Regions from separate parts of the Homo sapiens genome. Here all the other regions are linked to region 1. Evidence: chromatin loops called from intact Hi-C (ENCODE). Cell type or tissue: heart right ventricle. All regions are shown on one strand. Links, peaks and the distances in the headings refer to the core of each region. The heading gives the core; the rest is flanking DNA.

The links. Peaks named below come from ENCODE experiments on the same cell type or tissue, not always from the same donor. Only the 100,000 strongest peaks of a DNase experiment are listed, where the experiment ranks them.
Region 2: it touches region 1 in a loop (4-fold over the local background); 24 of 110 quality-filtered maps call a loop at or near these places.
Region 3: it touches region 1 in a loop (10-fold over the local background); 88 of 110 quality-filtered maps call a loop at or near these places.

The regions. Positions count from the first base shown.
Region 1 is chr2:6,896,315-6,898,814 of GRCh38, reverse strand. It overlaps RSAD2 (radical S-adenosyl methionine domain containing 2), which reads right to left. Exons shown (of 6, transcript NM_080657.5): 6 at 576-2,500. Among named protein-coding and RNA genes, the nearest start is that of RSAD2, 20 kb to the right of the region's middle. In heart right ventricle, for the core only: a CTCF peak has its summit at 1,467; no DNase peak of the experiment used is centred there; H3K27ac peaks cover 594 bases.
Region 2 is chr2:7,025,316-7,035,787 of GRCh38, reverse strand. RNF144A (ring finger protein 144A) reads right to left here. Exons shown (of 9, transcript NM_014746.6): 8 at 5,573-5,662. Among named protein-coding and RNA genes, the nearest start is that of GRASLND, 110 kb to the right of the region's middle. In heart right ventricle, for the core only: a CTCF peak has its summit at 5,907 (motif pointing right); a DNase peak (open chromatin) is centred at 5,945; H3K27ac peaks cover 1,589 bases.
Region 3 is chr2:7,038,526-7,048,997 of GRCh38, reverse strand. RNF144A (ring finger protein 144A) reads right to left here. Exons shown (of 9, transcript NM_014746.6): 9 at 4,819-9,369. The coding sequence ends at 9,238. Among named protein-coding and RNA genes, the nearest start is that of GRASLND, 130 kb to the right of the region's middle. RefSeq lists a silencer at 4,626-4,920. In heart right ventricle, for the core only: a CTCF peak has its summit at 4,524 (motif pointing right); a DNase peak (open chromatin) is centred at 4,517.

The DNA of each region.
Region 1 (2,500 bases), core at 1-2,500:
ACACACACATATATATATGCTATAGAAATTACTTTGACATATACAATGGTTTGCTACTTTCATTATTCTCCACTATTCATTGTGTAGAGTGTATATATTCATAATTGATAAATTCAAATGTGCATAAATTTAAAATTTTTATGTAACTAGACTTATTTTCTATCTCCAGGCTCCAGTTCTAGTTAACGTAAGAAACAATATTGTCACTTCTAGACAAACATGGTCAAATAAAATTTTGGATTAAAAAAAGAAAGAATTAAATGCAACATAAAATATCTTCCCTTAACACATAAGATACCTCCGTGAAATTGTTCCTTGCTTTCCCAATTAAATGTGTTTTACAAAACTAACACTCACATTTAAAACTGAAAACATAAAGCAAAACACTATATAGGCTGAATTTGAATTTACTCTAATGTTAGAAGTCCTTATTTCTCCCCTTTAAGAGAAATTAACATTTGAATATTTTAAACATTAAGGCCTTGCAAATCCTGACAGTGCATTAGGTGGTGGTGGTGGGGGTGGGGGTGGTGTGGGCGTGGCCTGTGAATAATGGTGGATAAAACAGCTGAAAATGTATTTAACATAGCTTATAGTTTTATTTCACTTTACATTACATTCCTCTTTGGGGAAAGAAAAATACAGTTTCCCTCAGCTAGAAAAAAATTCATTCCAACTCAGAAGATTCAAACTTCAAATTCAGATTTGGTTTCAAATAACACTGATTGAATACCTGCTGTATATCAAACAGTGTCCTTGGGCTTTCACATATGTGACCTTTCTTAGTTGAACTCTCTTGCTTTTTTTTTTTTTTTTTTTTGAGACGGAGTCTTGCTCTGTCATCCAGGCTGGAGTGCAGTGGCGCTATCTTGGCTCTGTAACCTCTGCCTTCAGGGTTCAAGCAATCCTCCTGCCTCAGCCTCTTGAGTAGCTGGAATTACAAGTGTACGCCACCATGCCTGGCTAATTTTTGTATTTTTAGTGGAGACGGGGTTTCACCATGTTGGCCAGGCTGTTCTCGAACTCCTGACCTCGTGATCCACCCACATTGTCCTCCCAAGTGCTGGGATTACAGGCGTGAGCCACTGTGCCATGAGGATTAGTAAAGTGCACTCATGTTAAGTAAAAAATTTGTTTTATGTTTATGCTGATTATATGAAGGTCATCATAGCTTAGACACAATCAAAACCCATGGGGAACATCTTTAGAATTCATTTTTCTCTTTTCTTACAAAAAAAGTAAATAGGTAAAATGGAAAATAGAAGACAACCTATCCTATCCTGGATGAGACACACACATATTTAAATTGAATTATAGACTTAAAATTTAAGTAGGAATATTTTTTTTCCTGAGAAACAAAGTCACAAAAACCAAAACTTTCAGAATCACCAAGTCTTGAAAATAGATTATGAAGCAGACTTTTTGGATGGTGCTTAATGACATCAGGCGACATTTAAATGCCACCTAGTGAGGAACACTGAAATTGCAGCTAAATTAAAATGACCTTTTATTTGCCTGGACAACAAAAATTTTCCATGATTTTGCTTTTTTGAAACAATGATAAGAAATTTTTTTTTAGGCAATAAGATACTAAGTTGTATCAACAAACTGCATGGGATATTTCCACAAGGAGAGGATTTTGTTCCCTGATCTAGTTTACGTGACATTTTCCCTTATGCTTGCTTTCTCTGAGCTGACTCTTCTTAAACTGACCTAGATGGTACCCTATTTCAACTGACTCAGAGTTCATTCAAAAATATGATATGGTGACTTGGCTTCACTGACATGAAATCCAGGCACTCTCTCTACTCTTGCTCACATTCTTCCTTGCCCAAGGTTCCAGCGTGATTTTAGGATATCTTATGCCAACCCAGTGTGCCGTCACTTCTCAGAGATGTAGGGCCAACCAGCTACTCAACTACACTCCTATTCTTTTGCTTGACAGCCTCATGTGGCCAGATGATAGGCGAACAAAGCAATGCAAGCACTGCCTCCATGTCAACTCCATCATCAAATGGAAAGCGTATCTTTGTTTTGCTCAGGATCTTTGAAGAGAAAGGGACACAACAGGTACCACACACATAGGTAGCCAGCATTCATGGAACAGCCACCGTGGGCTGGGCTGCACCACACCGTCTTTCCATGTGTTATCTCTTTCTAGAGACTTCTTGAAAATTGGTAGGATTATCATATCATATGTTCTTGGAAACATCTGTTGACTATTTCTGTACATCACAGTAAAAAGTACAAGACTGCAATGGCATAAAGGCAAAAAAAAAAAAGCATTATAACCAGCAGAAATAATTGAGGCAGATACTTTGTAATGTCTCAGATGTGAAAACTGGTTATCTGGATATTTGGCAAAAAATACTGACTCTGTCAAATGAACAAACCTGGAACAAGAAATAGTTTCAAAATGGAAATATAGAAATCGCAGTAAACATTGTTTTAAAAAATCAAATCCAAATTAAATTTTGCCCCCACAGATATCACTAGAGCT
Region 2 (10,472 bases), core at 4,844-7,343, 130 kb before region 1:
TGAAAGCAGCCTGCAATCTCAAAGAGACACGTTGGAATTCCCCCAAATCTCTTAGAATAATCTTACTGAGCTTCACATCTAAAGGAGGAAGAACTGGGGAGAAGGAACCTTTCAAAATGACCCTGAAAGTTGGGAATCACAGGACACTGAATTCAGGGCATGTTCTGAGTGCTCCTGAGGTTTGAGTGGAGCAAGCCCCTATGTGACAGAGAAATGTGTCCCCAGGGAGCCAATGAAACCTGACTTGGGCAAGAAGTTCTAACCCACAGCAGGGTCAGTGACAGAGGGTGGCCCAGCTGACCCATTTGTAGGACGGGAAAGCAATTTGGTGGGTCAAGATGAGGACTTTAGTAAACAGAGCAGAACAGAAAATGCAGGAGCACAGAGTGGGGAAGTTATGTCGATGTGGGTGTGCACAGGGATGTTTTATGGGTTACAAGGTACTACACTGGTACATGTCTCCCTGTGGGCTGCAGTCAAGTAAGATTCCAAAGACGCTGCTCAGCACGTGCTGTGGCCTGGGCTCTTTAGAGACACGTAACGGGAGAAGCAGGAGCTGGAGCAAAGCCTTAAAAATGGATGGGAGGGATATAGCTTGACAGGGAGAAGGAACAAAACAGGGCAAGAGAGAGACACAGGAGTGGAGAAGGCAGAACAGCAGGCCATCCTGAGCGGGCTCCTCTGAGGCCACAAGGCTGGCAGATTCTGCTTTGCAGAGATGAAGATGACAAGGGAGGCCAAATGTGGAGGACCAAGAGGCTCAGCAGAAGTCTTCAGGTTATGCCCCGTCTGAGCATTTTATTCTGCTGCTCTAAAACCTTCTCTGGCTCCCTAGTGCCATACAGACTTAAGTCTACAGCAAGACACCACACCCTCTCCAAGGCCAATCACGACTCTGCCCCTAACTTCCCATCAGCTGCACTCCCGAAGGCTCCCCAGCCGGCCCCAGAGTGTCCCATTCTGTGCCTCCGCTCACACTGTCCTCTCCTCCTTCAAAGCACTTTCTGCAACATCCAGTATTTAGGACTTTTATGGTCTGATTCAGGTGCCACTCATTTCATACTATTTTTCTTGAATATTCCAGCTTGTTGAATTATCAAGAAATAATTCTTGGCTTCTAATGTCTCACCCTGCCTTGCGATCTTATGAGTTTCCCACAGCCTGGCAGGTGCACGTGCCACAAAGGCACCTGGTGCTACCAGGTGTCCTTCACAGCACTGCACTTGGGAGCACGCTCAGTGCCGTAGCAGCCCGGAGGAAGGACAGGGCAGGGGAGATGCCGGAAGCCTGAAAACTAGGCAGGAGGTGGCAGAAGCGAGCTCTTTACACGGACTCATTTCCAAAAGGCAGACAGAGATGAGTCCGAGCAAAGCTGGGGCTCCTAAGGAGGGTGGGCGTCCACTCAAACGGCTGCACGCTGTCGCTTGCTACAGCTTGACACTCCTGGCTGCTCTGTTTCCCCAAACACTATCGCTCCAAGTCTCACCGCACTTTTGTGAACTTTTTTTTTTTTTTTGAGACAGAGTCTTGCTCTGTCGCCCAGGCTGGAGTGCAGTGGCACGATCTTGGATCACTGCAACTTCTGCCTTCAAAGAAAGGAAGAACTATTAGGTGTCATTAGAGAGGTGGTGTTACTCCTGTCCCTCCCTAGGAGAAACAAAAACAGTTCTTCCTGTCTTTGAATGGGGACGAACAAGCTCCAAGTCATCCACTTCCACCTTCTCCTCACCAGGAGCAGAACCAGAAAATAAAGCAGCTCTCATGGCTCCTGGGACGGGGACACAGCAACCCTTTGCTCCCTGCCCGGCCCCTGTGAAGTTCCCCACGTGTAGAAAGCCGCCGAAGGCACGAGGACCATTAGCCCTGTGGAGAGGGCTGCGAGTCAACACCCACGGCCAAACGGGTCATTCGCGATTTTGCCCGTGCACTACTTCCAAAGATAACTGTGCCCCAGGCACAGGACCAGTGCCAAAGAGGTTACAAAGATGAGCAAAACAGGTCCCTGCTCCCAAGAGCACTTTTCTGTATCCTAAGAGATAAGACCCAGATGAGCACTGGGCTATGACCAGAGTGGGGTGGGTCCACATGGGAGGGAGGGCTCTTCTTGGATGACAGTCACACACAAGAGACTTCACGGAGGAGGTCACACCTGGATTGGGCCACAGAGAAGGTTAGAATGTGGATGTGCAGAGCTGGGCAGGAACAGGAGAAGTAGAGGAAGAGAGTGATGAAGACCAAGCTGGCAGCAACGGCCAGGGCAAAGGAGAGAGGCAGGGAAAGCACGGGCGCTGCAGGCCAAAGTTCAGAGTGAGCCTGGAGGAGCAGGGAAGATGCGGCTGCCAAGACCCATGCTCAGGCTCTCCCAGGTTCCAAGACCAGTGGGCCTTTGGCAGCTCCAGGGCACGATGGCGTGAGGATATCTGACTGCCAGCCCCAGCTGAGGCCCAAGCCAGCAGCCAGATCAAGCACCAGAAGCATGGGGCACGGGCCTGCAGGGGCTCCTGCCCAGCTTCAGAGCTGCCCCGGCTGATGCCACGTGGGCCGCACATGGGCTGGCTTGGCTGAGCCCTGTTCACACCACAGATTCCAGAGCAAAATACATGTGAGGATGGTAAGCCTGAGTATGTGGGAGGCTTGGCACCCAGCAACAGCCAGCCAGAGTCCCTGTGGAAAGCACCTGCTCTCACCTGGAACTCACCTTCTCTACAGGGAAACTGCCAGAGTTGGGCAATGGTTTCCGAGTTCTCACCAAGCTCTGACTCAGTTTCTGCCAAGGTGCACACAACAGCATCCACTCACACGGTGGCTGTGCAAATGCCGGGTCCCCCGAGTCAGCACCCAGTCACCCCCTACCTACAGCCCAGGGAAAACCAAGTACAGAAGAGGAATGCAGCCTCCTGGCAGTTTCTATGCTGCGTGGGGAGGGGGGTGTAGGTGTTGTTATGGGTTGAATCCTGTCCTCACAAAACAATATATTGAAGTTCTAGCCCCCTAGTATCTCAGAATGTGACCTTCTTTGGAAACAGGGTCTCTGTAGATGCAATCAAGTTACCATGAGGTGATTAGCGTGGGCCTCGATCCCATACCACTGATGTCCTGATAGAAAGGGGGGATTTGGACAATGATGGAAGACGAGGTGGAGACGCACAGGGAAGAGGCAGCCGGAGGAAGACGGAGGATTGCAGTGACGCATCGATCTGTCCAGGAATGCCGCAGATGGCTGGCGAACCACAGAAGCTGGACAAGGCCGGAGGGACTCTCCTACAGGTTTCAGAGCAGGCAGGGCCCTGCTGACACCTCGATTTCAGAATTCTGAGCTCCAGGACTGAGCCAATACATTTCTGCTGTTCTGAGCCACCCAGTCTGCAGCGCTTTGTCACAGCAGCCAGAGCAGAGCTGCAAGGGGCGCGGATTCGAGCAGAGCTGCAAGGGGCGCGGATTCCAGCAGAGCTGCAAGGGGCGCGGATTCCAGCAGAGCTGCAAGGGGCGCGGATTCCAGCAGAGCTGCAAGGGGCGCGGATTCCAGCAGAGCTGCAAGGGGCGCGGATTCCAGCAGAGCTGCAAGGGGCGCGGATTCCAGCAGAGCTGCAAGGGGCGTGGATTCAAGCCGTGCCGGGCCACGTGCAAAGAGAACAGTCAGAGGAGCTCAAACCAACTCTCTAGACCAGAGGGCAGTACGCCATGGCCCGGGGGCCAAATCTGCCTTCATCATCTGTTCTGTTTTGTTTATCCATACAGCTTTATTGGGACATAATTCCTGTGCCACGCAATTCAGATCAAGTACACACATTCAATGGTTTCCAGTGTGTTCACAGAGTTACGCAACCATCACCACAGTCACTTCCACCTGCCTGTGTAAACAGTTTCACTGGAACACGGCCAAGGTAACTCACTGACGTACCGTTGGCAGCTTCTGTGCCGCCAGGTGGAGTTGACAGGTGCAGCAGAGGCCTACGGCCTGCGAGGCCAAGAATGCTCAGCATCTGCTCTCTGATGGGAGGCGTGTCTTATCGCCTGCTGTGGACGCCCACAGGCTCTGCCACGTGGTCGGCATTTAAGATTGTCCAGGAAGTGCAGCTGTAGGTGGACCTTTCCCTCGTCCTGGCAACTGCCTTGAGACTGAGTTTCTCCATCTTTTAGATGAGGCTGACACATGTGCCTCAGAGGCTCTCCTGAAGGAGTCACAGACTTGAGCCCTTCACGCCTCTCGAGGAGCAGGCAGGGAGCAGCAGCCAATGTGCCTCCTGCCACTAATCCCTCAGCAGCTTCCCACTCACCCAGCACAAGATCCAGGGTTGCTCTGTGGACTGCCAGGCCCTAAAAGGGTCTGTCCCTGCCATCATCTCTGACCATCTCCCCATCACGTCACCTCTAGCTGATTTATTAGGTTCTGTGTCCTTGCTGCTTTATCATCTCTGTCCCTAAACAGAACGTAGTTCCGTAGAAGGACACATCTGTCTCACGCACCACTGTATCTCCAGCTCCTACAGCAGTACCCAGCACACGGTAGGCTATAAATATGTGTTGAAAGCACAAGTTAATATTAACCAACACGAGGGTCCTTTATCAACTCCAAAGACTGCACAGGCATTAACACCTAGGGCCAGGGTCCCCAACACCTGGGCCATGGACGGGTAGCGGTCTGTAGCCTGTTAGGAACCAGGGTGCACGGCAGGAGTGAGTGGTGGGGGTGGGGGAAGCAAACGAGCAAACCTTCATCTGTATTTACAGCTGCTCCCCATTGCTCACGTTACCGCCTGAGCCCCACCTCCTGTCAGATCAGCAGCGACATTAGACTCTCGTAGGAGCACGAACCCTGTTGTGAACTGCGCATGCGAGGGATCTGGGTTGCAGCCTCCTTATATGAGAATCTAAATGCCTGATGATCTATCACAGTCTCCCATCACCCTCAGATGGGACCATCTAGTTGCAGGAAAACAAGCTCAGGGCTCCCACTGATTCTACATGATAGTGAGTTGTACAACTATTTCACTATATATTACAATGTAATCATGACATAAAGTGCACAATAAATGCAATATGCTGAATCATCCCAAATCCATCCCCCTGCCCAGTCTGTGGAAAAACTGCCTTCCACGAAGTGAGTCCCTGGTGCCAAAAAGGTTGGGGACCACTGACCTCGGAATTTTTCCACTCCTTCCTTGTTATCCATTCCTGTTACTACCTTGCTTATCTCAGGGCCTCAAGAGAAAGCTCTTTGTTAAGGGCTAGGCAAGGATTACCTAAACACGGTCAGCAGGTCATGACCAAGGCCATGAGTCCCGTGCAAGTGATCTGAAGTCTGATGCTGAAGACCCATCAGACAATGAATGTGATGCGCGTTGACATTAACTTTGGGCCAGGGCTTCCATAAGGATAAGCCTATACCAGCAAAAACCAGCAGGAAGCACATCTACTAGCTCTTTCTATCCAGGAGATCTTCGTCCTTTAGGCAAGTCTGGAAACACTAAAGATATACATACACACACACACACACACACACACACACACACACACACACACACACACAGTCTCTCTCTGAGATCAACCTTCCAGGCAAATCACCTCCTACCTGTGTCCGATGCCAGATCACAGATGCCCGGGAGTGGCCCAGCTTGTTCCGGCAGGGTCCCTTATCGTAGTGTATCAGAAGGAAATCATCCTGTGAGGGGCAGAGACAGAGACGGCATGAACGAGTGGTTCCTGCTCAGTTCGGTGAGTATCACAGCCATTGATGCATTTCTTCTCCTATGCTCATGATAAGTGGAGACATGAGGGAGGTGACACAGGGAAGGGCACGCATCCGGGAACACCTGGCCACAGCCACTGGAGGCCCAGGCCGCTCCTCCCCAGGGCCTCCCTTCATCACCTAGCAGCCCTGGACAGCACAGCCTCGGGCTCTAGAGGGAGCTTTGGACCAGACTTCAGGCCCAGCCCAAAGAAGGACCTCCCCTGCACAGTGGCTGGCTTCTGAGCTTGTGGGAAAGAAGGGATCTCATGGGGACAAAGGGCTACTGAACACGCAGGTCACTGCTGCTCCAAAGAGCTCCTGCTGGCTCCGGCTGTGTGTGACTCCACCAGAGTCCCTCTGCCCTGGCATCTTCCTGGTGCAGTGACAGGGCTATTCCTGGGATTGGATGATTTTCTTTGTTGCTGATCCATCCCCCTCCATCAGGTCGGGCTTCTCACCTAGAAAGCGCTTCCTCTCCACTCAGGCCACTTGATTTTCCTCATGATTCAAGATCCAGCCCGGGGAGCACTTTCTGTCTGCATCTTCTCAGACCATCCTGAGTGGGCAGCAGTTCTCTGCACTCCAGGAACACCTGTGGACGCCTCCCTCCAGGCGTTCTCCACCCCACCTCCATTTCCTGGAGCTGGGACCCTCACACATGTTGGTCTCTCTAAGTGTGTTCCCCAGCTCAGTGCTTGGCACCCAGATCTCAATGACTACCCACTGGCGTGAGGGGAATGGCATTTCTATACCGAGCCCTCTATGCCTCCAGGACCAGGAGGCACCGTTTTCAATCCTGATCAATGAAGGAAATGACGAGGCACATGGTGCCACGGAGGGGCAAGCCTGTTGATTCATTTAAAGGAGGCTGTAAACAGACAGCTGCTTTTTCAGAAAAGAACAAACAAACACAGGGCCCAATGCGCCTGAGGAAACAGGAAGTCACTCTTCCGAAAACCAGGAGGAGCAGGTCAGGGGTCATGGCCTTCTGTTCCTTTCAATCAACTCTGGTAAGACAGTTTGGGGGCTGCAGCCGGACTTCCTCTCCTTGTGGGGAGGACACCAGCCTTGAGTTTCCTGATTTTTGGGGTCAAGCCTCCTGGTGTCTGAATGCACAGTGAATGGAGGGCCATCAAATCCTGGCTGTTACAGGTGCAGTAGCAAGAGGCTTTGGCTGGGGGCTGGGGTCCCAGCTACCACTGTCTGCCTCGCTTCTGTGCCCAGATGCCCCATCTGTGAGAGGAAAGGGAGGAGCAGGCAAACACAAAGCCACTTCTGGCCACACCTTTCTCTTCTACAAAGCTATTTCTGTCCACTTCCATCACTGTGAGCTCTCTCCTCCTTGAACTCTTAACCAAAATTTCCTTTGCGCTGACATTAATTTACACACCACTGAGAAGAGCTCATTCTCCATTTGTATGTCTCCATTTTCCAGACTGCCTCTCACAATGTCTTGCACTGCAGGCTCTTTAAACGTTTTTGAATTTGTTTTCTGAAACGCAAACCAAATCCTGTGTACTACCCAGTTGAGAAGTGGTTACTGACCTCTGCGAGCAGACATGGACAAGCCTGGCTGCACATCCGAGCCACCTGGACAGCTTTTGGAAGCTGAAGATACTGACTCCGAGGTCTGAGGCAGGGCCCAGTCCTCAGGCTCCCTAAGTGATTCTGATCCATCCTATCCTTGGGAAGCACAGGCCTCTGCTGGGGGCCAGGCCCCTGATCTGGTACACAGGGGCCGTCGTCTGGGCCTCACCTTGTCTTTCCAGCATCTCTGGCCAGGCCACGTATGAGTTCACATCCTCTTTCATCGTGCCCAGGTCTTTGGTAGTAACCTGGCTCAGCACATTCTGTCCTCTCTGGTGAACAAACTCACTCAGCCTTCAAGTCCTCAGCTACCCACTGGCCCCCAGAGCCAGTAACCTCCTGACTCCTCCTTGGGGCCGCCAGGGACTTTACACCCTTAGCCATGCAGCCTCCTTCATAGCAATGTGTCCGGATCGTGCCTTATGGGGCTCGTCAGGGAGATGACAAGCTCCTCAAGGTCAAGAACTTCACCCTCCCACCCCGCCCCCCACCCTCATCTCACCAGACCCGCATGGGGTCCAACGGAGCGGAGTGGCTGACACACAGCCAGATTTCATGTACAAAATTAATGTTTATTTAAAAAGCACTTTTCTTATCCCCTGATAAAAGCACTCAAATATGGTTTCACAATATAGAAATGATTGACTTATGATTTTTAGTTTATTGATGATGCCCTGAGGCATAACAATCCCAGGAGCTGCAGGAACACAGATCTATTTCTGTGATAGGGAATACTTTCCTCCTATTGTTCAGAAAAGTTCCATTGAACTCCGGGGTGGGATGAAACAATGGTGCAAGCTCCGGGAAGCCGCAATCAGGGAGAGGGCTGGTGAAAGAGCCAATGCCCCAGGGCAATTCTAGCACCTTCAGCTTTAAAATGTCCACTGGAACTCTGCCTTGACACAGCCTGATCTAACACAAAGATGTGGTTTTTAGAGTTTGACAGATCAGGGACTGATGGCTGATTCCCTTCCTCACTAGTTTGAGAAAGATAAACCTCTCTGGCCTTCCTCATTCCAACTCACAGAAATACTGTGCGTTAAGGGAAGCAGGTATCCAGAGCAAACTGTATAATGCTGATCTGGAACAATTACCTCGATAAACATTAACTATCTACTGCCAAAAAATACGTAAAAGAAAGAAACTGCACATGTCCCTTTTTACAGTAAATAGCAAATGTTGGGCCAGCACTGATAGCTGAGAAGCAGTGAGGATTCAAGGGGAGATGCGCTTGGCCAGGTGCAGATGAGGAGAGGGAAGCAGGGGAGGAGAGGCAGTAAGGACCACGATGGGGAGGAGGCGGTCTGAAATATTCATAACTCCTGGATGTCTGCATGTGCCAGAAAGCACGCTTGGGGGAAACAGGAGAGAAAAGCTCCGTGGCAAGCCCTCCTCTCTCCTCTGAGTGCTCTTGGCTGGATTCAGGCCGTGCATTTATGTGCTTGTCGTAAATCACTGTTAATGTCTTTGGTAAAGGGCTCCAACAGTAGACTCCCTCTCCTTCACATCCGCTTCCTCTGGCCACAGGGTCATTTTTCTTCATGTACAAAGAAAACACAGGAAACTCTGCACGGCCATGAGGATGATGTCTCTGATGGAGGAAAAGTGCGGCCTGGTTCCTCTCCATTAGCAAGGGGCGGAACCTGCTTTAGGGTGGAGCTGGACAGGGAGGGCCTTCCTCAGGGACTAGAGCAGACAAGACACACTTCTGTGCTGGAAGGAGAAAAACAGCAGCTTCCCTCCTAGTCCCTGTCACTTGGTCCAAGCAGCCTGGGGAAACCAAACTTCTGTCAGTCCATTTCTAATGCAGCCTCCAAATGATCCGCACGGGGCTCTGTGACAAGGTGTAGGAAAACTGACTTTTCACTTTCTTCCTTCTTTATGGAAAGTTACAAAGAGTAATAAATTGCAGGCCAGATATTAGATATTATATCATAATTCAATGATCAGTTTTCAAAAAAAAAAAAAACTGGAATACAGTAAAATACAAAAATAAATAAATAAGACCTTGAAGGCCCTAAAAAACTTGGTAAGACTTCAGATGCCACTCCACAAATCCCCTTGAGGACTTGAGCTAAAGAAAATTCATCTTGCCATGCTGATTCATTAAACTTGCCTAGGAAGTAAAAATGAAGCCTCAGGATAGAAGATGGTGACATTTTACCCAGATGTTGTCAGCTGCATCACGTTCTACTATTAATTTAGTAATTTAAAGTTCATAAAGAGACAACAGGCCTTTCAAAGGAATAATTCCAAAAGAAGCAATCTAATTTTTAAAGGTAGCCTTTATATTCCAGACCGTTACCATATGTAATAGTCCATCTCAAAGAGACACTCATTTTCTTCTAGACAAATCTCTCAGCCTGTGCTTCATTCCACTTTGCCCATTGGTCTGAACCACTTCTCCTTCACCTTGGAGGCCTGAGGTGACCCATCTCAGCCATTGTGTGCCAAGCTGAACTGCTCTGAGATAGCCCCATGGTATGAATGGTTGCCCAGAAACACTCATAAGAAAGAACAGTCTCTGGACAGATGAATGCTAACATGGGAAGCATGGACTTGCTCTGACTGTCCGCCCTGCCCCACCCCCCGCTTTATTTGAATGAGACCTGAATGGCTTAATACTATTATTGGATGGACTGGATACATTCATCCTTGCTGTGCAGAACAGACATAAATATATCCCTTCATGAAACACGACTTGATTTGCTTGGACTGTCCTAGCTACAATGGTTCCAACAGATAAATAGGCCTGCTATTTAATTATAGTTTTATTTATTTATTTATTTTTATTTTTTGAGATGGAGTCTCACTCTGTTGCCGAGGCTGGAGTGCAGTGGTGCCATCTCAGCTCACTGCAACCTGCGCCTCCCAGGTTCAAGCAATTCTTGTGCCTCAGTCTCCCATGTAGCTGGGACTACAGGTGCATGCCACCATGACTGGATAATTTGTATTTTTAGTAGAGACAGGGTTTCACCATGTTGCCCAGGCTGGTCTTGAACTCCTGACCGCAGGTAATCTGACCACCTCGGCCTCCCAAAGTGCTGGGAATATAGGCGTGAGCCACCGAGGCTGGCCTAATTATAGTTCTTAAAAAAGTATGCATCAATAAATTATTCTAAAACTAAAATCATAGCTTCATCATTTTGGCAAG
Region 3 (10,472 bases), core at 3,199-5,698, 150 kb before region 1:
TCCTGAGCCCCCGGTGGGGAGGAGGGACTAGGAGGCTTTGCATCTCTATCATTCTCAGTTGCCACGGGTTTCTGCAAAGTAGGTATCCAATGAAGAGCCTGTGGCACCCAAGACAGCTGTGTTTTAGCTGCTGTCTGTGCATTCATACTTGGCTTTAGGTGAAAGTGAATCTCTTCCAGAAGGTTGAGTAGACTTCACCAGCACTTACCTCTGCAGTTTTCAATGTCATTTTGGCTCTTGGATTAATTCTGCTTCAGATTGTGGAAATCTTAATTTCCAAGGTGATCGTTTCCTATGAAGTACTTTGCTGCCAAGGAAACATAGCTTAGAAAGGTCCCCATGCTGTGGCCACCCCCTAATTCCAAGCAACGTGGCCCCTACTGCAGTCTCCCTAACACCCTTTCTGCAGGGAGGCTCCTCTGAGCACTGTTGGCCCATCCTTGACCTTCACGTGGCTTTGGGTGTCTTACTGAACCCTGCCTAGGTGTGTTCCTACTGGCTGTGGGGTTGGGCCGGGCCCCATGGTCTGCTCGTTGTTTGTTATAGGGCAAGACTCTTAATGATTCTAAGCCTTAATTTTCTTGCCTAAAGTGAAGAATTGTGATAATAATAGTTTACGTCCCAGGGTGGTTTTGATAATTAGTTTCTCCTGTGAACAACATGTTGATTCAGGAAGCGCAGTGTTTGTCCTGCGATGGGCACCATCTCCCACCTGATGCTTATCCCCTGGAAGGTCCTTGTGTATGCGATTATCTGAAGGTGGAGATGAGCCATGTTTTGCCTGTAATCTCTGAAATCATCTGAGATCGTACGGGTGTGCCTGAGAGCAGCTATTTCCCCCTCAGGATTTCCTGAGCTCATTTTTCTCATTCATCTTGCTGGCTTGAAAACAGACAGGACTGGGTTTCTTCTCCTGGGATGCGATCTTCAGATGCAGGATTTAAACTATCCCAGGAACAGAAAGGAAACCACCCCACATGGCTGAGACAAGTCTCTGTGTGCCAGTCAGGGTAAATCAGGAAGAGGCCCAGGGAAGCCATGTGTGGTGGGAGGAACACTGGGTCCCCGCAGGGCAGACTTGGGTTCCCAGCTTCACCAGCCACTTATCCTTGGTGTCACTTGTGGCAAATGGGCCTCTCCAAGCCCCAGTGATATGAAGATAAGACTCGCAGCTTTGTGAGCATGAAACACAACCCATGGAAAGCAGTGAGCAAATGCCTGGCTCAGAAGAGGTTCTCAGCTCACAATAGGGATTTCTTCCAACTACAGTTGAGGCTTTTGCTTCTGGACTGTCTACACCTCCAGTTCAAGCGTAAGGCTTTTTTGTAGCTGAACCATCCCAAGTGACTGGTTTGGCTGTGTCCCCACCAAAATCTCAACTTGAATTGTATATCTCAGAATTCCCACATGTTGTGAGAGGGACCCCGAGGAAGGTACTTGAATCACTGGTGCTGGTCTTTCCTGCGCTATTCTCGTGATAGTGAAGAAGTCTCACGAGATGTGATGGGTTTATCAGGGCTTTCTGCTTTTGCTTCTTCCTCATTTTTCTCTTGCCACTGCCATTTAAGAAGCCACCATGACTCTGAGGCCTCCCCCGCCATGTGGAACTGTAAGTCCAATTAAGCCTCTTTTTCTTCCCAGTCTCAGATGTCTTAATCAGCAGCATGAAAATGGACTAATACACTTCCCACACTACAAATACACACATTCATACACACAGTCACACACATAGACACACATGCACACTCACACATGTACTTCATACAGGCTCTTGCACACACACACCCCCAGCAACAGGAGTTTAATTCCTTTATCTGACAGGCATTCAGTAAGTCACCACTATGTGTCCAATAACAGCAGGCAAATATGAAAACCTATTTACAATGTTAATTTCTTAAACCCCTGGATAAAAGGAACATGGAGTCCAACTGTCAGAAGCTTTTGAAACGTTATTCCCTTTTGCATTTTGGGCTTTTCATAAAAGTTGTGATAAGCTGATAAATTCTGAGAAGTGAGAAGAGACTACCCCTTGTTGGATCTTTCTTGTGCAGTAAAAAACACATCACATGTACTCACGTTCTGAATGAATTCTGTTAAGTCAGTGAGAAAAAATAAGAATAAATAAAAATATATTTTAAAAAGACCCAGATAGTTGCCTAGGAGAACAAGTGAATGACTTTTGATACTGCAAATTCAGATTTTCCAATATGAAAATATTGACTCCATTTTTCTTTGCATTAACCACAGGCTGTACGCACAACCACTTCCTTGCACCCCTGGGTAGCATGAGCCATGATGTGAGCTGTTCGTTTCTCAGGTCCTACAAGGAAAACAGGAGGGAAGAGGGTCCTTCTGTGCTTGAAGCAGGAGTGCTGAGTGGGTACCCTTGTTGGGAGCCTCATCCACATTCACAGTGGAACTGCATGAGCAACTTAATATTTTATCACCAAAATGTACTCTATGTTTTACTTGTCATTTCCTCATTTATCCTCAGAAAAATCCTGTGCAAGACTTTTTATCCCAATGTTCAAACAGGAAACAGGTGCTCCCAGGCTGTCACATGCACGGGAAGTCACCCTCCTGCGATGTGGCTCCAGCCTTCCCTGGCTATAGCAGCCACTGCAGCTCTCCACCCTGCTGCTCTGGGCCCCATTCGATGTTGGCTTCATCCGAAAATGCACATCCTGGGTGACTTTAGCTAGAGAAGAGCGAGTAGCCAACACCAGGTCGTGGGCAGCAATTGCTGTTTTTAAATGGCTGAGTTGCTCACTGGTATAGACAGAGATGAGCTGAGCTGAGCTGAGTAATGGACACTGTCTTGTGGTCGAGCCACATCAGCAGTTATAATCTCTCATGTACCTCCTGCAAACAAGTCAAGTTTAGAATACCTTCTAGATAAGCACATGCTATCAAAGTCTGTGCCATTCCCACCTTCTATGCCCTGTAATTTGGGTTCCTCTAAGAGTTGATAAGACTCTTTGCTGGCAAATTTCTTTTTCAATTTTTAGAAACAAATATATGTACCTAGGTAGACACAGAAATATGGATTTATTTTGCTTAACCATCATTGTTTTTTGGCAGTGTTTTCTGGGGGGCAATTCCTACATTCCAGGCCCGCTTCAAGAATTGATGTGCAACCCAGCGTAGGGAAGAACTGCTTCTGGACTGCACCTGAGGCAGCACCACCGGCAACGGAGCCCCGCCACCTGCTGTACCCGTCCACCTTCTCTGGTTGACCTCCCTGGGGCCAGACAGCCCACTCAGAGTCCGTGCTCCCTCCTATGGAGGTGAGTTGTGTTTCCCACAAAAAGTGTTGAAGCCTAACCCCCAGAACCTGTGAACTTGACCTTATTTGTAAATAGGGTCTTTGCAGATGATCGAGTGAAGATGAGGTCATCAGGGTAGGCTCTAATCCAATATGACTTTGCCCTTAGATGAAGGAGCTGTGTCCACAGGCGTGCACACAGGGAGAACGCCGTGGGAACCTGCAGGCAGAGACTGGGGGTGCATCTACCAGCCAAGGAACACCCAGGACTGCCAGCAGTACCAGGAAGTTGCAGAGCAACACGGGCATCCTCCTTACCGCTCTCAGAAGATTCCAGCCCTGCAGATACCTGAACCTTCAGTTTCCAACCTCCAGACCTGGAAGACAGTAAAGCTCTGTTGTTGTAGCCCCTGGTGTGTGGTCCTTTGTGACAGCAGCCCTAGGACCCTAACTCACTCCTCCCACACAGCCTTTATCATGAAGGTCCAGTTCCTGAGTTCGGCACACTGTGCCCCCACCAGGTCAGACATTTGAGTAACTCTCCAACCCCGACACGCCAGTTGGACCAAACTCTGTGCGCTTGTTGAACTGGGCCCTTCCTTTGAACACACTTCTCAGTTTTGCTTGGCTAGTTCCTACTTGTCTACAAGAGCGAGCTCATACATGGCGTCCTCTGGACAGCCTTCCCTGACCTTCCGGCCTGGCCGAAGGGCTGTGCTGTGCCCGCAAAGCCTGCTGAGCGTGCGTCTACCATTGAACTTATTCCACCTTCTTATGATAATTGACTGACTTATCTGTCAACCCCTTGAGACTAAGAGCTCCTTGAGGGCAGATATATTGAGTCTTCAGTGCCCACTATGAATCACCAGTTAACAAAATCCACTCCCTTAATGTGCACCTGTAGATATAAAGAATGGATTTAAAACTTAAACACAGGACAAGGAACCAGTTGCCTATTCCAGACTTGAGCATCATATGAACGCATGAGGTATAGATTCTCCTCCAAGCTGGAGTGAGGTGAATGAAAATCAAGGTGAACCACCACATCTTCAGCTCATTATTATCTCTCCTACGAAATGAGAAGGATCCATATTTATTCCACTTTCTCCCCACCCCCAGCAGATAAAGGATGCCTCCTGATTTTCATGCTGCAACTCATAAAATGTGACAGGTCTGTAAGGAACTTGTCTTTGCGGATGGAAGCAGAGCGCCCTGAGTGGGGATGAGATGCTTCCTGATGCTGCAGTACCGGTTGGGCACCACAAGAGGGAGCCAGGAATGGCTGGACGGGTTGATACACCCAACAAACCAAGTAATTTTGGCATCTAGGAGTTGAGAACATTCCTAAAACAGAAAATCTCAGGATACAAGAGCTGTTTTCCCAGTGATATAAGATCCCTCCCCTGCCTCACCCTTTCTCCCTCCACCCCCAGTTCCCACATTGAATATTTTCAATCTTCAATAGATTAAATATTGAAGACTGAAGATAGAATATTTTCCATCTTCAGGCCAGTAGTCAGATAAGCATCTACAAAAGACGGAGCCACGCGGGGTTTACAAAAGTCACCTGTATTCCAGCCAAAATAGCTTTAAAAAGGAATCCCTGCTAAAGGGGGGGACAAACTACGTAAGACACAATACATTTAAAATATGTATTGAAATTACAAATCAAACTTTTTCCATATGATTCCAGAGTACAAAACACAACATTAAAAGGCATTCAAACAGCTCTTTTATACATCACAGTGTTAGTGGCACAAAATGTACTGACATTTCAAAAACACAAATCAAATCTGTTTTGATTTTGTTTCACCACCACTTGTCAAATACATAACGTATACATGTGCATGACTCATTCATGCATATTTTTATACAAGATTAAAATACACCCATAGTAAAGTGAGCAAAGAAGGAAAGAAAGGGCAGGCATGGGGCATGTAGCTACCCCTCACTGAAGGCTCCGGAACTGTGGAAGACAGAATTGCACAAATCAAAGGAAGGGTGGAGACCCTGGGTTTTTTAAACATCAAGACGGCATGCTCTCCTAGTTGTGAAGCATTAGCAATTAGGTTTTAACGCAGGCCCCTTTGTTCCTTTTGGTGTTTTTGGTAATACCTGTCATAATCCCTTCATTTTGTTTATTTTCATAAGGGCTTAGGTTAATTATCAGAAATAAACAAGCTTTGGTATTTTTTAAAGAGAACTTCATGAAGCTTTACACATGCAAAATGTTTTCCCTTGATGATCTCCTTGTGATTTATATATATACACAGGTGTGCTCACTAATAAATGAGAATCTGAGACACACACACAAAGCCCATCCTGGATCCTTTCAATCCCCTAATTTTTAAAGACTACCAAGAAAAAAATGTTTTTTTAATTTGTAAAATGACTTCTAACTTTTGCAATACAAATGAAAACAATAAACTCATCTTGAAGTAATTTTTGCATCTCTGATAGTCCCTCCCACAGGTCCTGTGTTCTAATCAGGAACTGGCCTGTGCCCTAAACTGGTTTTATGGAATAATATGTTGTCAAGATCATTTGTTCCCCTTTAAGAAAATAGGCCGGGTGGGGTGGCTCAGGCCTGTAATTCCAGCACTTTGGGAAGCCGAGGTGGGCAGATCACCTGAGGTCAGGAGTTTGAGAGTAGCCTGGCCAACATGGTGAAACCCCGTCTCTACTGAAAATACAAAAATTAGCTGGGTGAGGTGGTGGGTGCCTGTAATCCCAGCTACTTGGGAGGCTGAGGCAGGAGAATCGCTTGAACCCGGGAGGCAGAGCTTGCAGTGAGCCGAGATCCTGTCATTGTACTCCAGCTTGGGGGACAAAAGCGAAACTCCGTCTCAAAAAGAAAAAAAAAGAAAGAAAATGCCAGAGGTGGCAGATGTTGGTTCCTCTGTCCACAGCTACTCCTATGAGTTGAGGAGGAAGAACTAATTTGGACAGTTATTCCTGCAATCCGATGCTTTATCTCAGATCCTAAGTCAGTCTCTGCTACGTGGACATCTATGGTGACTGCATCTTTGCAAGGTGCTGACCTCCTATGAGGCTGCAAGCTCATCTGGCTGGGCTATGGACTACACAGCAGAGCCAGACTGAGAGGTCAGGCATTTCCAGCAAAACCTCCAAATGTGGTCAGTTACTCAAGGGCCTCAGAGAAGCCACAGGTCCACTGGGCTAAGGCCAGTCCTCACTGGCCACCCACCCTGGGCGGCAGTACAGCAGCCATGGTTGTCTAAGGGCCTTCGCCCCTTACTCCCCAGGATTAAAGGCCTCTTAGTGAACACATGCCATATGCTTCTGGGGCTTGCAGTGAACACCATCTGTAAGAGTGAATGCCATTTTTCAATGGAGACAAATTATGCCGCTTCACAGGAATAAGTCCGTCCACTCAACGCAGAACTCCCCAGGTTTTACTGGGGAATGATGGCAAGATCAAAGTCCAAACCCAGGGCCATCTGCCTGTGTGCTATTTCCATTTTACATCAAGCAGGGTTCATACTGTATTCCCATCAAAGATAAGTCTGGCACTCCTTACTAAAACAGAAGGAAATGCGAGTTTATGTATCTCAGAGTGATCTTGCTGGTATTTATATAGGAAATGGACAATTTTAATTTTATATCTAGATCAAAATGAGGAAACTGAGGCATGCTTCATACAAAAAGTCAGAGCCAGTAGGTGCCAATTTGACTGCCCCTGGCTGGCCCCAGAATCTCTGTGGTCCCTATCTGGGTTGAACTACGTGCTTGTGAAACACATCAGAGGTGAAGGCACAAGGATGGCTGGGGCTACAGATGTGCATGACTGGGCCAGAGACTCTTCCAACAGAACAGCCTGTCCCTCTAGAAATAAGGTCATCTGAGCTCTAGCCCTGGGGATGCAGCCTTTCCAAAGGCTCTGACTCTCATCCTAAGGACGGGGGTGCTACTGTGTGGGCTCATGCGATGGGCAGCAGCAATTTCAGGCAGGAAGGATGAGCATATGGTGGAGGCGTGTCCTGTGGGCCACTGGACACAGGGCCACAGGCCTCCCATGTGTGCTGGGCATGTTAAAGGGCAGTGGCTGGACAGCTGCATCCACATATCACAGGCTGAGGGCTCAAGCCCAGCCAATGACTCCCGCGTGGAGTTGCCACCCACCTCCAGAAAAGCTATTCTAACAGTAGACACCATCACAGCACCACAAACGACAGAGAGCCACAGCCCAGGTTCCATCCAGAAAGGGAGTCGCAGGCATGTTCTTACTGAGTTACTAAACTTGCAATTACAAGGAGAGCTTTTTGAATGTAATTTTGACACACAGGGATTTTCTAAATGGCTTCGGGTTCATAAGGAAAATCAACATGACAGGTGAAGAGTGAGGTGACGCTGTTTTTTCTAACGAATTCAATGTTAGGAAATAAGAAATAAATTTCCAACCAGGGAAAGTAAACTAGGACCTGAGACTGATACTCAAATGCAGAAGTCAAACACACACAAAGCAACATTTTAAAAATGTGCTTGTGATGGGCAAATAACTGAGATAAAAGGATTTTGTTTTACTTCTTTATAGAATGTTTAACAAGATTTTTAAAATCCCACTGTAATATAGCTACAATATTTGCCTGTTATTTTTAGAAGTTTTAAATTCAATGCAGTTTGCTTTGTAAAAGCACCTGTGGCTTTTAGAAGTAAATTCTCTTTAAAGAATACACTTTCTCCACTTTTCAAAGTCAATTGGTGGAATAATGTGTATGTGTCCTTATTAATCCCTGCATCCTGCTGCCATGGAAATGGTCACAGACAGCCCTGTAAAAGATCAAGTGGTAAAATCCCCACGTTAAAACGAAGTGAAATGGGAGGTTCTTTTCCCCAACAAGAGCAAAACGGTTAGCAACAGGACTTGGAACTGTGTAAGATATATGATTTCTCAAAATGACTAGAACATTTTAAAAATGTGAAAATCTGGCAGGCTCTTCCCTAGCCCCCAGAGTCCTCCAGCCTCTGCCAAGAGGCCCCTACATCTGCGGATCAATGAGGCTGCTTTCTTCTTACTGTCTATCTGAAGACTGAGGCCAGAGGCCAGACGGCAGCAATTCGGAGGAGAACCATTGCCGAGCAAAGCAGTGGGATTGAATACAATAAAAAGCGTTTTCTGCTACCTGGGAGAGAAGGGATGAGGCCCATGAGCTGAGCTGAATCACCAAAGAGAGAAAACAACAAAAGGCAAATCTAATGGAGATGAGATGTTCCTTTAAACACGTCAATATTATCAAGGAAATGCAACAATATAGGAAGCACACTTATAACAGTACACAGCTTACAGCGTTCAAAAAGTTACTACAGCAAGTTTCAAGAAAAACACAAAGAGTGCATAAGGCTTTCTAAATCTCCTGAAAAGTCGTTTAACTATAACTTCTTAAAATGCACATTTCAAGAAAGGCATAGGATGGTTTATATGCACCTTGTTGATTTTCACTACTCAGTTGGAAAAAAAATACCTTCTAAAAAGGATTTTACTAAATGCCATTAGTAATAAAAACAGTTGTCATAAACAGAGTGCTTCTCTCAAGCTGGAATAATCAGATTCTGTCTGAAGAGAGTGGCAGTCCTTAAAAGACTTCTCTGACAACATGGTGCCATCTAGAAGCCAAGGAGCAGAAAGTCTCTTAGGCCATCCCCAGACATGCCTAGTCTACCACAGAGAGAAAGCTGCCTGGTGCACTTCTCACAGCACCTCCCTGTCATCTGCAGAGATTGATCTGTGGGGATGTGCGCTACCCACACCTGCCTCCCCTCCCCACCACACCTGGGGCCTCAGCGAACATTGTGACATAGGTCCCTGAAATCACGGCGTCCAGCCTGACACTGTGAAGCTCAATGGGGCACATAAGGCAAGAAAGATGTTTAGTGAAGGGGGGACGGTGGGGAGGGTTGGGGGAGAGCCACACTTCCCGGAGGCAGGGATGTGTTCCAGCATCGCGCTTCCTCTAGGTGGGTAACGGGTCGTCGTCACCTTTACTGCACTTGCACTTGCAGCAAAGTACAAAGGGAGTGGCCAGGAGTAGGAAAGGTGAGGCCACCAAGAGCAGCAGCCCAAATCCTGCAAAAATGCCCACAACCTGGAAGAAAGAAACAAAGGGGTAGAGGTAAGGAGGGCTGGTCTGTAGGTTCCAGAGCTAAAGTGTAAACCACACAACCAGCTACCCATCCATCCATCCATCCATCCACCCAACCATCCATCTATCCATCCATCCATCTACCCATCTAGTCATCATCTACTCATTCATCCATTAACCATCATATATCTCTCTATCCATCCATCCACCTACCCATCCATCTATCCATCCATCCATCTACCCATCTAACCATCATCTACCCATTCATCCATTAACCATCATACATCTCTCTATCCATCCATCCACCTACCCATCCATCTATCCATCCATCCATCTACCCATCTAACCATCATCTACCCATTCATCCATTAACCATCATCCATCTCTCCATCCATCCACCTACCCATCCATCTATCCATCCATCCATCTACCCATCTAGTCATCATCTACCCATTCATCCATTAACCATCATCCATCTCTCTATCCATCCATCCACCTACCCATCCATCTATCCATCCATCCATCTACCCATCTAACCATCATCTACCCATTCATCCATTAACCATCATACATCTCTCTCTCCATCCATCCACCTACCCATCCATCTATCTACTCATCCACCCATCCATTTACCCATCCATCCAACCATCCACCCACCCATCAATACCTAGCCATCACCCACGCATCTATCCATCTAACCATCATCCATCTATCCATCCACTCTCATCCATCTATCCATCCATCCATCATCCATGCATCCATCCACCCATTCACCCACTCACCCACCCATCTCTTTATTCATCCACCTATCCACCCATCTACCCATCCATCCACCCATCCACCCATCTATCCATCTAACCATCATCCATCTGCCCATCAATTCACCAGTCTATACCCTTCCATTCATATACCCACCATCTACCCACCCACCCACTCATCTGCCCACTATATATCCATCCACCGACTATACATTCTTCCCTTCATTTTTCCCTCATTCTTCTTTTCCACCTCTTCCTTTCCCTTCCTTCTCTCTCTCCACCCTTTTCCATCTAAACACCCAAACATCCATACATCTATATATCCTATTAACTAACAAGTTTCCTCTC